Regions from separate parts of the Homo sapiens genome. Here all the other regions are linked to region 1. The links are chromatin contacts, found by Hi-C or POLR2A ChIA-PET in ENCODE. All regions are on one chromosome and are shown on one strand. Each heading gives the region's core, a stretch centred on a gene start or an enhancer-like site at or near the end of the contact. The rest is flanking DNA. Distances are from core to core; before and after follow the strand shown. Region 1 has its middle 200 kb from the start of SORL1-AS1. Region 2 overlaps LOC107984402 (a long non-coding RNA gene). Region 3 overlaps LOC107984402 (a long non-coding RNA gene).

The links. Hi-C counts contacts between places; a loop is a spot of excess contacts on that map. ChIA-PET counts read pairs that join two places held with the same protein, here RNA polymerase II (POLR2A). Pooled maps may share reads with other maps.
Region 2: a loop to region 1 is called in a pooled map, with 3 times the contacts of the local background. The contact joins two enhancer-like sites. A Hi-C loop is called at or near these places in 4 of 168 maps with a recorded cell type or tissue (PC-3, PC-9, Right ventricle myocardium inferior and 1 more) and 7 of 50 pooled maps. POLR2A ChIA-PET finds 5 or more read pairs at or near these places in 1 of 52 experiments (activated CD4-positive, alpha-beta memory T cell).
Region 3: a map with no recorded cell type shows a loop between it and region 1 (3-fold over the local background). The contact joins two enhancer-like sites. A Hi-C loop is called at or near these places in 8 of 168 maps with a recorded cell type or tissue (PC-3, PC-9, Right ventricle myocardium inferior and 5 more), 4 of 37 single-sample maps with no recorded cell type and 11 of 50 pooled maps.

The regions. Positions count from the first base shown.
Region 1 is chr11:121,653,986-121,658,141 of GRCh38, forward strand. No RefSeq gene overlaps it. Among named protein-coding and RNA genes, the nearest start is that of SORL1-AS1, 200 kb to the left of the region's middle. RefSeq lists an enhancer at 1,852-2,061. Within about 2 kb of position 2,091, at least 35 of the 41 ENCODE cell types and tissues checked have a DNase peak (open chromatin) inside an H3K27ac peak, as active enhancers do; they include heart left ventricle and heart right ventricle, where a contact is called at or near this core.
Region 2 is chr11:121,902,416-121,906,571 of GRCh38, forward strand. LOC107984402 (a long non-coding RNA gene) reads left to right here. Exons shown (of 3, transcript XR_007062925.1): 3 at 3,892-4,070. Among named protein-coding and RNA genes, the nearest start is that of MIR125B1, 200 kb to the right of the region's middle. Within about 2 kb of position 1,841, at least 2 of the 41 ENCODE cell types and tissues checked have a DNase peak (open chromatin) inside an H3K27ac peak, as active enhancers do.
Region 3 is chr11:121,884,298-121,888,453 of GRCh38, forward strand. The region is part of intron 2 of LOC107984402 (a long non-coding RNA gene); the gene reads left to right. Among named protein-coding and RNA genes, the nearest start is that of MIR125B1, 210 kb to the right of the region's middle. Within about 2 kb of position 2,151, at least 7 of the 41 ENCODE cell types and tissues checked have a DNase peak (open chromatin) inside an H3K27ac peak, as active enhancers do; they include heart left ventricle and heart right ventricle, where a contact is called at or near this core.

The DNA of each region.
Region 1 (4,156 bases), core at 841-3,340:
GCTCCCCTGAACTAGTAATCTTTCAACATCAGAGCGGAGCAGGTGACTGACCAACGGACTTGTAGATGGCTTTGGGGATTTGTTTGCGCCCTCATAATTTGAGAACGTGAGTCCTGTGGGAACGGATGTGGCCACTGGGGATATAGCTGGTGGCAAGCTCTGTGAGGATCGGGATGGTTCTTACATTTTTTGTCCAGCTGTAAAATGGGAAGGAGGCTTTTTTCCGACTCATCCCTTAGCGTAAAGTTCCCATTCCCACGCAAATGGCAGCTCTTTCTATACTTATTTGGGAGTGAAATGGAAGAAGGGATGGAATGGAGAGGATCCGTTTCCTTTTTGAACTTGGGAGTTTATAGGTAAGTGGGCAAAAATGAGCCTACGGAAGAGACTAACTTCGGTCCGGATCAGCAGCATTTGCTCTTCTGGGAACCTCAGCTGTGGGCAGCAGAGAGCTGAGGGTGTGTTTGGTAGCTGCGTGTAAAGGGAGGCACTGTGCTTAATGAGGTCTGCAAGCCTCGATCTTTTCATTTGACCCAGGTTTTTCTCCCTTGGATTAACCTCTCTGTGTGTTGTTGGGAAGTACTGTTCATCTGGTTGTAGCTCAGAATTTTGTACCTGGCCCAGAGGAGATTCCTGGGAGTGGAATCTAGGTCCCCACCCAATTCTGATTGTGAGTAATGGATGCCGTTTGGATGGGAACTGTAGAGGATTTATCTTTAACGCCAGAGGGCTGGAGGTCAGAGCTGAAGCAGGTTGATTAAAATCAGTTACTCAGGGGATTTGACTACACAACCCAAAACACAAGCTGGAGGAATCCAGCTTCTTCTCAGAACTGCCCCCAAATACTGAGGAAAGGTAGATTCGAGGTCTGCAATCCTCGCCTTGCTTCTCAACTCAGAGCTGTCATTGTCTCAAACACGCACTTGACACTAAACATACATTTTTCTCTGACATATTTGTATTGTTTTTTAAGCTGTATGACAAATAGTTATGCTGAGTGAGTTCCGGGCACCTAGCAGGCAGGCAGTAAATATTTGCTGTACATCGAAAGAATGCCGTTGGCTTGGCTGTCAGTATGGCTCCGATTCAGAACCATCCCATTGCTGGGTTCTTGAAGCTGGGAGGATTGCACGTTGAAGGGCTGGTCAAGCCCTGCCTGACCAGAAAGGTCTCTGTGAATACTTTGGTCATAGAGACCAGAAAGGTCTCTGTGAATACTGGAACATTCTCAGACATGCCGAGCAAAAGCTACCATCGCAGGCAAGAGGGACGGTGGGGGGAAGTGCAGCTGGGAGTTTTCATAGAGACGTGGTTCCTTTGTTCTGGTAGATTTCAGCCAGAAAGAACAGCAAATTTTTACTGTCTGCAAACCACTAAGGAGCTACTCCCCTCCCCCTTTACCTCCTTCCTTCCCAACCTGGGAATTCATTTGCTGCTTCTCTCTCCTCCTCCTCTGCCCTCGGGCAGTCCTCAGGGACAAAGCTCTTTGTTGTGAACACTCCGAGACAATACGGGATTGCACAGTCCCCAGGGCACAATCGGGGCTGTCCTCCATGGAGAGTGATCGCCCGGGCAGAGACCCCCACCTGTTGATCTCCCCCTTCCCGGGGCGAGTGGCAACCTGCATTGTGCTGGGGACGCACGCGTTTCCACAGCAGGCTCAGCAGATGGTGCTGGTGAGCAAAGCCATTCCCGTCCCTCTCGCGCCCCTCCCCACCGCCAGAGCCTCGCTGGTCTAAAGCAAAAACAGATGTTTTCATCATTTCTGGATCTGGCATGTGACTCGCAGTTCAGCAATGCGCCGACATAACCCAGAGTTGTACGTCCCCATCATCCCCCGCAAAATAAAAATCCTGAACTTAAACGAGCCTTCCTCCTAGGCGAGCCACTGACACATGATCTGTGTAATCCACCCGGCACGTGTTTAATCGGACTCCAACTGCAACTGCCTTTGTAGCCAGCCCCGGCTCTATAATTGGGAAGTTGTCTTTTTTTCAGCGAAGACACGGGACAGCCAGACTAGCTATCTTTACACCAAGGGCTGGGAAGAGGCGCTAGCCTTTTAAAATAGCCCTGGTCTGGCTGGCTGGCGAACCTGTCTGCGTGGGAGCCGGTGAGCGGGGCCAGAGCAAAACAGGAAGGCCGCGGCGGCGCACCCTGTTCCCGGCGCCCTCGGCAGGTGGCAGCATTGGCCCGAGCTGGCCTCTGCCGCTGGCCAGCCCCAAAGCAGGGCCCTTTTACTTTCGGTGGCCTCAAAATTATTAGTTCCAGATGAGTTCTTGCAATTGTAATATTTGGTTTAACCCAATCTGCCCGACTGCGTCAGCGCACGTTCAAATACAGCCGTCTGAAGTCTACCCAGACATCAGAGGCATGTTTCGGGGGTGTCAACATTCCTTACCCTTTGAAAGAATTAAAGCAAAACAAAACAAAACAAAAAAAGGAGGCTGATTTATCCCAAAACGAAAGAAGGGTGAACAGGCGTGGGGCTAGGGTGCCTGAGAGGGAGCGAGCAGTGGACATTCAGGGAAGGCGTAACAATGGAACTTTGTCCAGGAGGCCCGCTAGAGTGGAACTGGATTTATTTGTTGAACTAGAAAGGGACCTCTAGGTTCTTTGAAGGTTAGAGCAAATAAGCAAAACTGGCGTGCATTTGGTTTACCAACAGCAGAGTCCTTCAAGTCACGTAGGCTGCTATTGTCAGACACAAAACGCGTTGTTTCTGGGGCTGGGCCTCTGCTTAACACTTGGCTTGGTGTCCCAGGAAGGGGGCAGTGGAGGAGGGGGCTCCCCATCTTAGCACACAGCTTTTAGGGGCACTCTGAATGTCTGCCAAGGATGTAGACTGGGTTTCCTAAGGACAGCAGCCTAGGCCGCAGAGGACTCGTTTAGAAGACAGGAGCCCTCCTGCAGGCCCTCTGGCGAGTGGACTGGCTGGAGTCGTCAAGTGTCTTGTAAACGGCCCTGCTGTGGTTTTACTGCAACACCGTGGAGCTGGACACGGGGGAGACTAGGGACCCATCCCGGTGGTCTCAGGGTATTACAGATGCATGAGCTGAGGCTAAAAGACTCCCTCTGACCCCCAGGGCAGAGCAGCAAAATGTGCAAAGGGAGCCCAGAAATCCTGCTCCAACCACCAGCCAGGAAAGGGTGTCTCTTCCCTTAGCAGAGATGGAATAACCTGGCCTTGAAAAGACAGCCTCTGTCAAGCAGTCCCCCACACCCCTTCCCCCTGCCTGCACCTCACTTTTAAATCTGTGCTCAAATTCTTCAGTAAGATTCCTGCTAGTCGACTACAGGGAGCCTGACCGTTTCCCTGCAGGTCTCTGGCTCAACATGGTACTGATCAAAAGCTGGCACCAGTCTGGCAGATGCTTTAAGTCCTGCATGTCGGGAGCTAGCGGCTGGTGCTGGCATCAGCCAGCCAGGCAGACAGAGTGGCCATCTTGTTAGATGTGGTTGGGGCCTCGCTCATCACTTACCTGCTGCAGGGGCCACCCCACTGTGTGGAGGAGGCGTAGGAAAGATGGTGGGACCTCCACACATCTGTTCCAATACCTCCAGAGTGTTTAGGGACCCAGACTTCCTGCTATCCTCCTTTCAGTCTGAAAACTACATGTGTCCCTGCAGATTGTTGGGAAAGTGCTGATTGTCTTGGCGGGAGCCTCACCCTGATCCTAGAGGGGACTTGGCCTTGGAGGGAAATAGGCAAATTAGGCATTCAGGTGAGTACAATGGTTCGAGGCCTGTGTGCGTAGAATGGCTAAGGAATTCCAGTATTCCTTTCCATTGCTTCATTTACTTTATTCCCTTCTGAGAATCAGTTTTTGGACATGCTATAATCCAGAAATTCTCAGTCTTGCGTACTTAAGAATTGCCTGGACCCTACCCCCAGAGCTGCTGAAATCACAATGAAAAGGGGTTGGGGATAGGGGTCATGATTTTACTCCCTGCCCAGGTGGTTGTAATGTACAGCTAGAAGCTAAAAAACAAAATTTAAAAATCACTGCATTTCTAACCCAAATTCCCTTGATTTACAGATGAGGTTCCTAAGAGTTAAGCGGCTCAGCCAAGGTCACACAAATTCAAGTCCAAGTATGGAATTTCTGTATAAGACCTCCTTGCTCCTCAGCAATGATTGAGGCTTTTCCTCAAT
Region 2 (4,156 bases), core at 591-3,090, 250 kb after region 1:
GGCACAGGAGTGATGGGATGATCATATGTTCTGTTTTGCACCATGTAAGGCAGTTGAAGTGCAATTCAGCAGATCAAATGTAACTCTTCTTGGCTTTTGCTCTTTTTCTTTTAGGAAATAAATATTTCAAACTATTTCCAGTATATCCTGTCATATAGGTCAAATTTTCAAAATACTTGCATTAGTAAGGGTTCCCTAGAGAGCAGGATGTATATAGAGAAATAGATTTATTATACAAAATTGACTCACATGATTATGCAGGCTGACAAGTCCTCAGATCTGCAGTTGGTAAGCTGGAGACCCAGGAGAGACAATGTGTAGTCCAGTCTTAGTCCCAAGTCCTGAGACCCAGGATAGCTAATGGTATAAGCTGCATCCTAAAAGCCGTGGGCTCAAGACCCCATAAAAGTCAATATTTCAGTTTGAGCCTGAAGGTCAGGGAAGACTAATGCCCCAGCTCAAAGCTCATGCAGGGGCAATTGCATCTTACTCATGAGAGAGTCAGCCTTTTGATCAATCCAGGCCTCAACTGATTGAATGAGACACATCTGCTTTAGGGAGGACTATCTGCTTTACTTATTCTAGGGAATCAAGTGTTAACTTCATCCAAAAACATCTGCACAGACACATCCAGAATAATGTTTGACCAAATATCCAACTGAGCACCTTGAGGCCCAATCAGATTGACACATAAAATTGTTACAATAATGGAGTTGATTTTTACACAGCTAAGACTATGGACTTTTGATTCTGAATGCCTGAGTTCAGATGCACACTCAGCTGTTTACTAACTACATGGCCTCAGGCAGGTCACTTTATTATATCAGGGCCTCAGTTTCTTCAGCTGTGAAATGGAGATAATAATAGTTACTCTATCACAGGTTTGGTATAAAGATTAGATTAAGAAAAATACTTAGCATAACACTTTGCCCAGGATAAATTCTCAGTAGTAACTCTTTTATTCCTCCCTCCCTTTATTCTTTCCTTCTCTATACACTTTTAAACATACAATGTAGGAAGTATAAAGATGAATGAGATGTGATTCCTGCCCTTGAGGGGTTTATGATATAACACTGAAGGACAAGGCTGTGAACAAGAACCGTGTGTATAGATTCAGGCTGGGCACAGTGGCTCACACCTGTAATCCTAGCACTTTGGGAGGCTGAGGTGGGTGGATCACCTGAAGTCAGGAGTTTGAGACCAGCCTGACCAACACGGTGAAACCCCATCTCTACTAAATACAAAAAATTAGCTGGGTGTGGTGGCACACATCTGTAATCCCAGCTACTTGGGAGGCCGAGGCAGAAGAATCGCTTGAACCCAAGAGGCGGAGGTTGCAGTGAGCCGAGATTGTACCATTGCACTCCAGCCTGGGCAACAAGAGAGAAACTCTGTCTCAAAAACAAACAAACAAACAAACAAATAACATGTAGATCCTGAGACAGAAGTATGAACACTCCACTGTAGGGGCATGAAGCAGAGCTATGGAGCAAAATAGTGAAATGTTCTGCACAGCTTGTCATTCTGGTACAAGGTGTAGAATGGAGATTTTCATCTGGAAATCTGTGGGTATGAAAACCAGACTGGGACAGTAACCAAAAACTTCCCCTCAACACCTCCTAGCTCCTTCCTCTTTTTACAGCCAGGCTTCCAGAAATGGTCTACATTTCATCTTCCCACCATGAAACCTCCCCTCACTCCCAGACCTGCTGCAGTCAGGCTCCTGTCTCTACTCTTCCACTAAAACTTCTCTTTTGGAGGCCAACTTCAGCAGTCTCTCTTAAATTCTTACTCTGCTTTTTTGATTGACCTTGTGCCTTCCTCTTTTTTGAAGCTGATTTCTGTTCTTTTTGTGGCACGGCTCTTTTCTGTTTTTCCCCCTCTGTCTCTGACTTGTCTTCCCTTCCACCCACCCCTTAAGTGCTGCACTTCTCTCCGGTTCCTCTTTTGAATACCTTTTTTTTTTTTTTTGAGGCGGAGTCTTGCTCTGTTGCCCAGGCTAGAGTGCAGTGGCACAATCTCAGCTCACCACAACCTCGCCTCCCTGGTACAAGTGATTCTTCTGCGTCAGCCTCCTGAGTAGCTGGGACTACAGGCACGTGCCACCATGTCAGTCTAATTTTTGTATTTTTAGTAGATATGGGGGTTTCACTATGTTGGCCATGGTGGCCTTGAACTCCTGACCTCGTGATCTGCCCTCCTCAGCCTCCTAAAGTACTGGGATTACAGGCATGAGCCAACACACCTGGACGCTCTTTTGCATATCTTTTTTTTCTTGGCCTATGCTCCCAGGCTGGCCTCAACTCTGACCTCAACTATCATTTGTGTGCTATATTTTCAACTTAGTTTTCCCTCCTGGATTTTTTTTTTTTTTTTTTTTTTTTTGAGACAGTTTCACTGTGTCACCCAGGCTGGAATGCAGTGGCACGATCTCGGCTCACGGCAACCTCTGCCTCCTGGAGTCAAGTGATTCTCTGCCTCAGCCTCCCAGGTAGCTGGGGTTACAGGCACATGCCATCACACCTGGCTAATTTTTGTATTTTTAGTAGAGTCGTGGTTTTACCATATTGGCCATGCTGGTCTCAAACTCCTGACCTCAGATGATCCACCTGCCTCAGCCTCCCAAAGTGCTGGGATTACAGGCATGAGCCACTGCACCCAGCTCCTCGATTGTAGATGCATGTTTCCTGAATGATTCACCTAGATATTCTGTACTATTAAATACCTCAAATTCAACATGTGTTCTTGATTTTCATTTCTGACACCTTCCTCAGCCAACCAGGCCAGAAACCTGATAGTCTGCAGGTTTCCTATCCACATCCTCTCAATTCTATGAACAAAATGTCTCTCAAATTTGTGATCTCTGACCTTCCTTGTCTTTCTCTTGTCTCACTGCAATAGACTCCTGAATGACCTTAATACCTCCAGGCTCTGCTTGGTCCTGGCTATGGACCTCACACAGTCCTCTTAGACATGCATCTGATCAATGGCAACAAAAGCCAAAATTGACAAATGGAATCTAATTAAACTCAAGAGCTTCTGCACAGCAAAAGAAACTTCCATCAGAGTGAACAGGCAACCTACAAAATGGGAGAAAATTTTCGCAACCTACTCATCTGACAAAGGGCTAATATCCAGAATCTACAATGAACTCAAACAAATTTACAAGAAAAAAACAAACAACCCCATCAAAAAGTGGGCGAAGGACATGAACAGACACTTCTCAAAAGAAGACATTTATGCAGCCAAAAAACACATGAAAAAATGCTCACCATCACTGTCCATCAGAGAAATGCAAATCAAAACCACAATGAGATACCATCTCACACCAGTTAGAATGGCGATCGTTAAAAAGTCAGGAAACAACAGGTGCTGGAGAGGATGTGGAGAAATAGGAACACTTTTACACTGTTGGTGGGACTGTAAACTAGTTCAACCCTTGTGGAAGTCAGTGTGGCGATTCCTCAGGGATCTAGAACTAGAAATACCATTTGACCCAGCCATCCCGTTACTGGGTATATACCCAAAGGACTATAAATCATGCTGCTATAAAGACATGCACACGTATGTTTATTGATCAAAGCCCACTCTTGCTGAAAACCCTTCTGTTGTCCATTAGTTTAGGAAAAAGTCCATACTCCTTACTCCAACCTTCAAGGCTCTTTACGATCTGATTTGTACCTATCTTTCTAACCTATTTCTTCCAAGATCCTGAAATATAATGGCCTATTTGGGGCTGAATTGTGTCTTCCCAAAATACACACGTTGAAATCCTAACCTCCGATACTTCAGAATGTCACTGTATTTGGAGACAGGGTCTTCAAAGAGGTAATTCAGTTAAAACGAGGTCATCAGTGTGGTCCCAATCTAATATGACTGGTGTCCTTATAGGAAGAAGAGTTGTGGACATAGACACATACAGAGAGAAGACCATGTGAAGTCACAGGGAGAAGACAGCCACCTACATACCAAGGAGAGAGGCTGTACAAGAAACCAACCCTGATGACACCTTGATCTTGGACTTCCAGCTTCCAGATTTACAGGAAAATAAATTTCCGTTGTTTAAGCCACACAGTCTATGGCATTTTGTTATGGCAGTTCTAGCAAACTAATATACAGCCTATATCATATACTACTCAGTTTGACTACTTTTATT
Region 3 (4,156 bases), core at 901-3,400, 230 kb after region 1:
TCCTACAGCTCAAGATTCTTATTCTGATAGTGTTTAACTCCCAATGTGAACTTGAAAAGTCAGTTATACTAGGTCTCAGCATATCCATCTGTGTAGAATGGGATTGCCTTTACATCAGAATGTTAAAAGGCCTAGAGAGAAGGCTCTGGGAAGAGGGATCTGTTTGGGAAAGAGCTGAGTTCTGCTTGTGTTGTAGCTTTTCTGCAGTTATTACTCACCATGGTATCCCTAGAACTTAGCAGAGTGAATGGCACTTAGTAGGCACTCAGTATGCATCAAATTTTTTAAAAAACGAACGGATTGAGGCTTCTGCACTCATTCAATCTCTCAAAGGCCATGTAAGAGTTTTTCAAAGCTGGGAGAATAACTATATTTCTTTTGTGCCTCCCAACTTTCTTTCCCAGCACTTAGTTTACAAACATCTTGGCTTGGGCCAAAGTCTGTAACACATCCTTTGCCTGTCCCACTTCTCTGCAGTTGGCTGTGAAGTGGGAGTTGTGTGTGGTTGGCTTAAGACCCTGAGTCATACCCAGGGTCCATGGTGAGCAGTGGCATGGACAGTCACCCAGGCACTGGCCTTATATACTCGGGAAGCTCATGCCTTTTTCCACAGAGCTCAGAAGTGAATGATTAGATGAATGAGTAAATGAAAGAATCAATATTATTCTTACTGACAAAATACACGCTTGCTTATGACAACTTTGGTAAAGGATTCTAAGACTTCTGTTACTAAAACATTCTCTACCATGCCCTCCTACTGCCTGTGATCACAACAGAAGAAAGGAACCATTGAATGACAAAATCCTATGAGATGTTGATTTTAGATGGCAAAAGATTGGAGAAAGTTATTCTAGGTGGGAAAAACAACAACAAAGGCGTAAAGGTAAGGAAAGGACATGTTTGTGTGAAGGATAGGAGACCAGTTTGACTGAAGCCCTTAGTGTGGTTGGAAACCATAAGAAGAAAGGTTGTATAGGGAATGACGTTGATTGATGGAGGATCTTCAACATTAGAAATTCAGGATATGCCATTTACTTTTGTATCTTCAGTGCTTTGCCCAGAACATGACAGAATAGGAGCTTCATAAATGTTTACTGAATGAGTGAATGAATAACTGAGTGGATGGATGAATAAATGGATAAATGAGTAAATTTAATGGGAGAGAACACGTTTAAGCTGAAACCAGTGAGCCTGGAAGAATGGGAAGGAGAGAAATGGGAAGTTTAGGCACAGTAAGTTGAGATAATGGTAGAATCTTTGCATAGAAATTTCCCATAGGAAGCTATTTGGAATTAAGAAGAGAGCAGAGAGTTCCTAGGTTTGGAAATGTGTGAATCATTATTGCAATGGTAGTTGAAACCATGAGCCTGGATAAACTCTTGAGGGCAGGTAATGTAAAAGCTGAAGAGCAGAAAGAAAGGACTGAGCAGGGGTTTACACTTTCAGCAGTGGTGGAAAAATAAGTTAGAGGAGAAACCACAGAGTTTGGGAAACCAGGAAAACAATGTCGAAGAATTCTAGATAGAGAAATATTTTTTTTTAAAGAAGTTTGAAGGGTGACTGTGAAACAAGGTGGCAAAGCTCAGAGGCTGAGTTTGTGGAAAAGGATGTTTCCTAATTAATCGCGGACAGTAAAGGCAGGTAGAGGCAGGGTTGGCATCTGCTGGCAAACCAGCAGAATACAGGACATTGGCATCTGGGGCCGAGGAGATTGCTCTGAGTATGGGAAAGCATCTGCAAAGCTGAAGTTTGAAGCCCCATGCCTGGAATAGAAGTGTTCTTGGAGAAGCTGAACAGATGCAAAGAAATGAAGAAATGCAGAAGTAACTCATTCTTGGGGCAAAGATTATAAAGGAGGTTTAGGCCAGGCCTAAGAATCTCACATCTTAGCAATTCTTTCAAGCTGTATCACTCTCAGCTCTCATGCAGTATAAGCAGCCAAGTCAATTAACAGAGAGCTCAAGACACCATCTAGAAAGGAAATCACTAAAAACAATAAAAATTTAAAAATAGGAAGTCAGGATCTCTATTTGCTAGATCAATGGCTATAAAAATCTGAGGGAGACTGAAACCTCTTGGCTCTCGTTATCTTTTTCCTGGGATGGTGCTCCCTTTGGAGCAAGAGTAGCAGAGGCCGAGCCAAGGAGACGATGCCCTGGCCCTCTGCCAGCCTTGGATAGAGGTATGTTTTAAAAAGGGAGGAAAGAGACAGCTGACAGCCTCTGAGGCCTGCAGGAAGAAAAGAAGGAACCATGTGTAGGAATCAGTCCAGGACTGAAAAAGCTGCCTGAAGGCGTAGCCATCTGCCCTTGCATATGAGACCCGGGGAAAAGTCGATGCCGGGTTACACCAGTAGCTAACCACAAGGCTTCAGAGTCCTACAGACCCAGAGCCAAACTGTGCCTTTTCCACTCACCCGCTGTGCCCTCTTGGACAAATTGCTTAATCCTGAGTTTCTCACCTATAAAATAACAATAATAAAAACAAGAGCAACAATAATAATAGAATCTACCTTTCAGACTTCTTGTGAGGATTAAATAAAATAATTTGCCGGGTTCAGGACTCAGCACTCAAAAAATGGTAGTTTTTAGAAAAGTAGGTTCTTAAAAGGAACATTAACTCTTTGGATCCTGTAGTCCTATTGGATAACAGTGGCTCCAGCACCCATTTACCTAAGTCCTGGCCTTCCAGGCTGCTAAACAGACCCTGGGCACTAGAATATTCTCTGTGCCAGGTCACAAGAAGGGTATGTCAGTAGTTTTCCAGGATGGTAGGCAATCTATGGGGTGCCATTTAAAGCCAAGAAACTCAAATGAGACCCAAAGGAGAGAAATCCGCTAATGAGTCCATCAAGATAAAGAGGTAAGAGTGTCAGCTTCTGACCATCTGTTTTGTTCTGGCAGCACATGCTGTCCAGACCCTACTCCCTGCGCCTCATCCAAAACTTGCCAATGCCATTGATTTGTATTAATCTGATTGAGCATTCATTACCCCAAGTACCAACCTGTCACTGTTTGCTTAGCTTGCATGAAATCAGAGCTACACAAAAATCAATGTGTGAAATCTTTGTATCAACATATAAGAAATAAAAAGGTTTATGCTGGCAGATGCAGGTTTTTAGACAGATTAAAACTGACAAATTGGCACGATCCACAATGAAGGCAATGATGAGGTGCAGTGAAATGTCAAAGGTTTTGAAAATGGCATGCTGAGGAAGACATGCATTATTGTCAGGGGGAAAAAAGGAAAAAGAGAGGGTTGTTTATAATAAAAAGCATTTGGATTTGCACAAAGGCGGATGACTTTTTTGAAGAAATAACTTGCAGTCAGTAAGGCTGGTGCAGTGTGATTGTTCTCCAAGAAACCAACAAGAAAAGACAAGGGGTTAATGCTTGAGCAAGGTCACAGTGTGCAGTAACAGTGCCAGGACAGAATGGAGGAGGCTGGACGCTTACTTCCGCCAATCACTGAACCCTCTGACACTCAGAGGGAGAGACTCTCACCTCTTGCCCTCCACATTGACTTCTCCTTCTCAGGGAACACTTCCCTTTCAAACAATCACAAACCCCTGACAGAATTCTAAAGCAGACTGATCAGAGCAGACATCTGTATGTTTTGCACAATTAACTGTGTGTTCTGCACTTTAATTTATAAGACACTCATGCATTGGAGCAAAATATCTTAGCTTATATTGCAAAAACATCTTTATTAAGGGTGATGGCCAACTTAATAAAAAAGAAAAATTCACTTCTATTTGTGACACATTCGGTATTATACATATTTATATACATAGCACCATAGCACTCTATAACTGTGACCAAAAAAATTTCTTTTAATTTTCAGTCCCCATGTCTCACAGCATACTTTTGGACCATCTGCTTTCAACACCACTGGGTTGTATATGCTTCAGGAATGCAAACTCTCTTTTTAAAAAACAGTAGCTAGGAAAGGTAAATATGCTGCTGCGGAAGGAAAAAAGAATCCTCTCCAAACAACTCAAAAAACATTGTTAATATACATGTGCACCAAAACCAAAGGAAATCATTTTTTGGCAAATATGGAGAATGACGTAGTGGAAAGAGACTAAGCATTGGAATCAGACTTGAATATGAATCTTGTCCCTACCACTCATTGGTTCGGTTTGAGGTTTTTATCA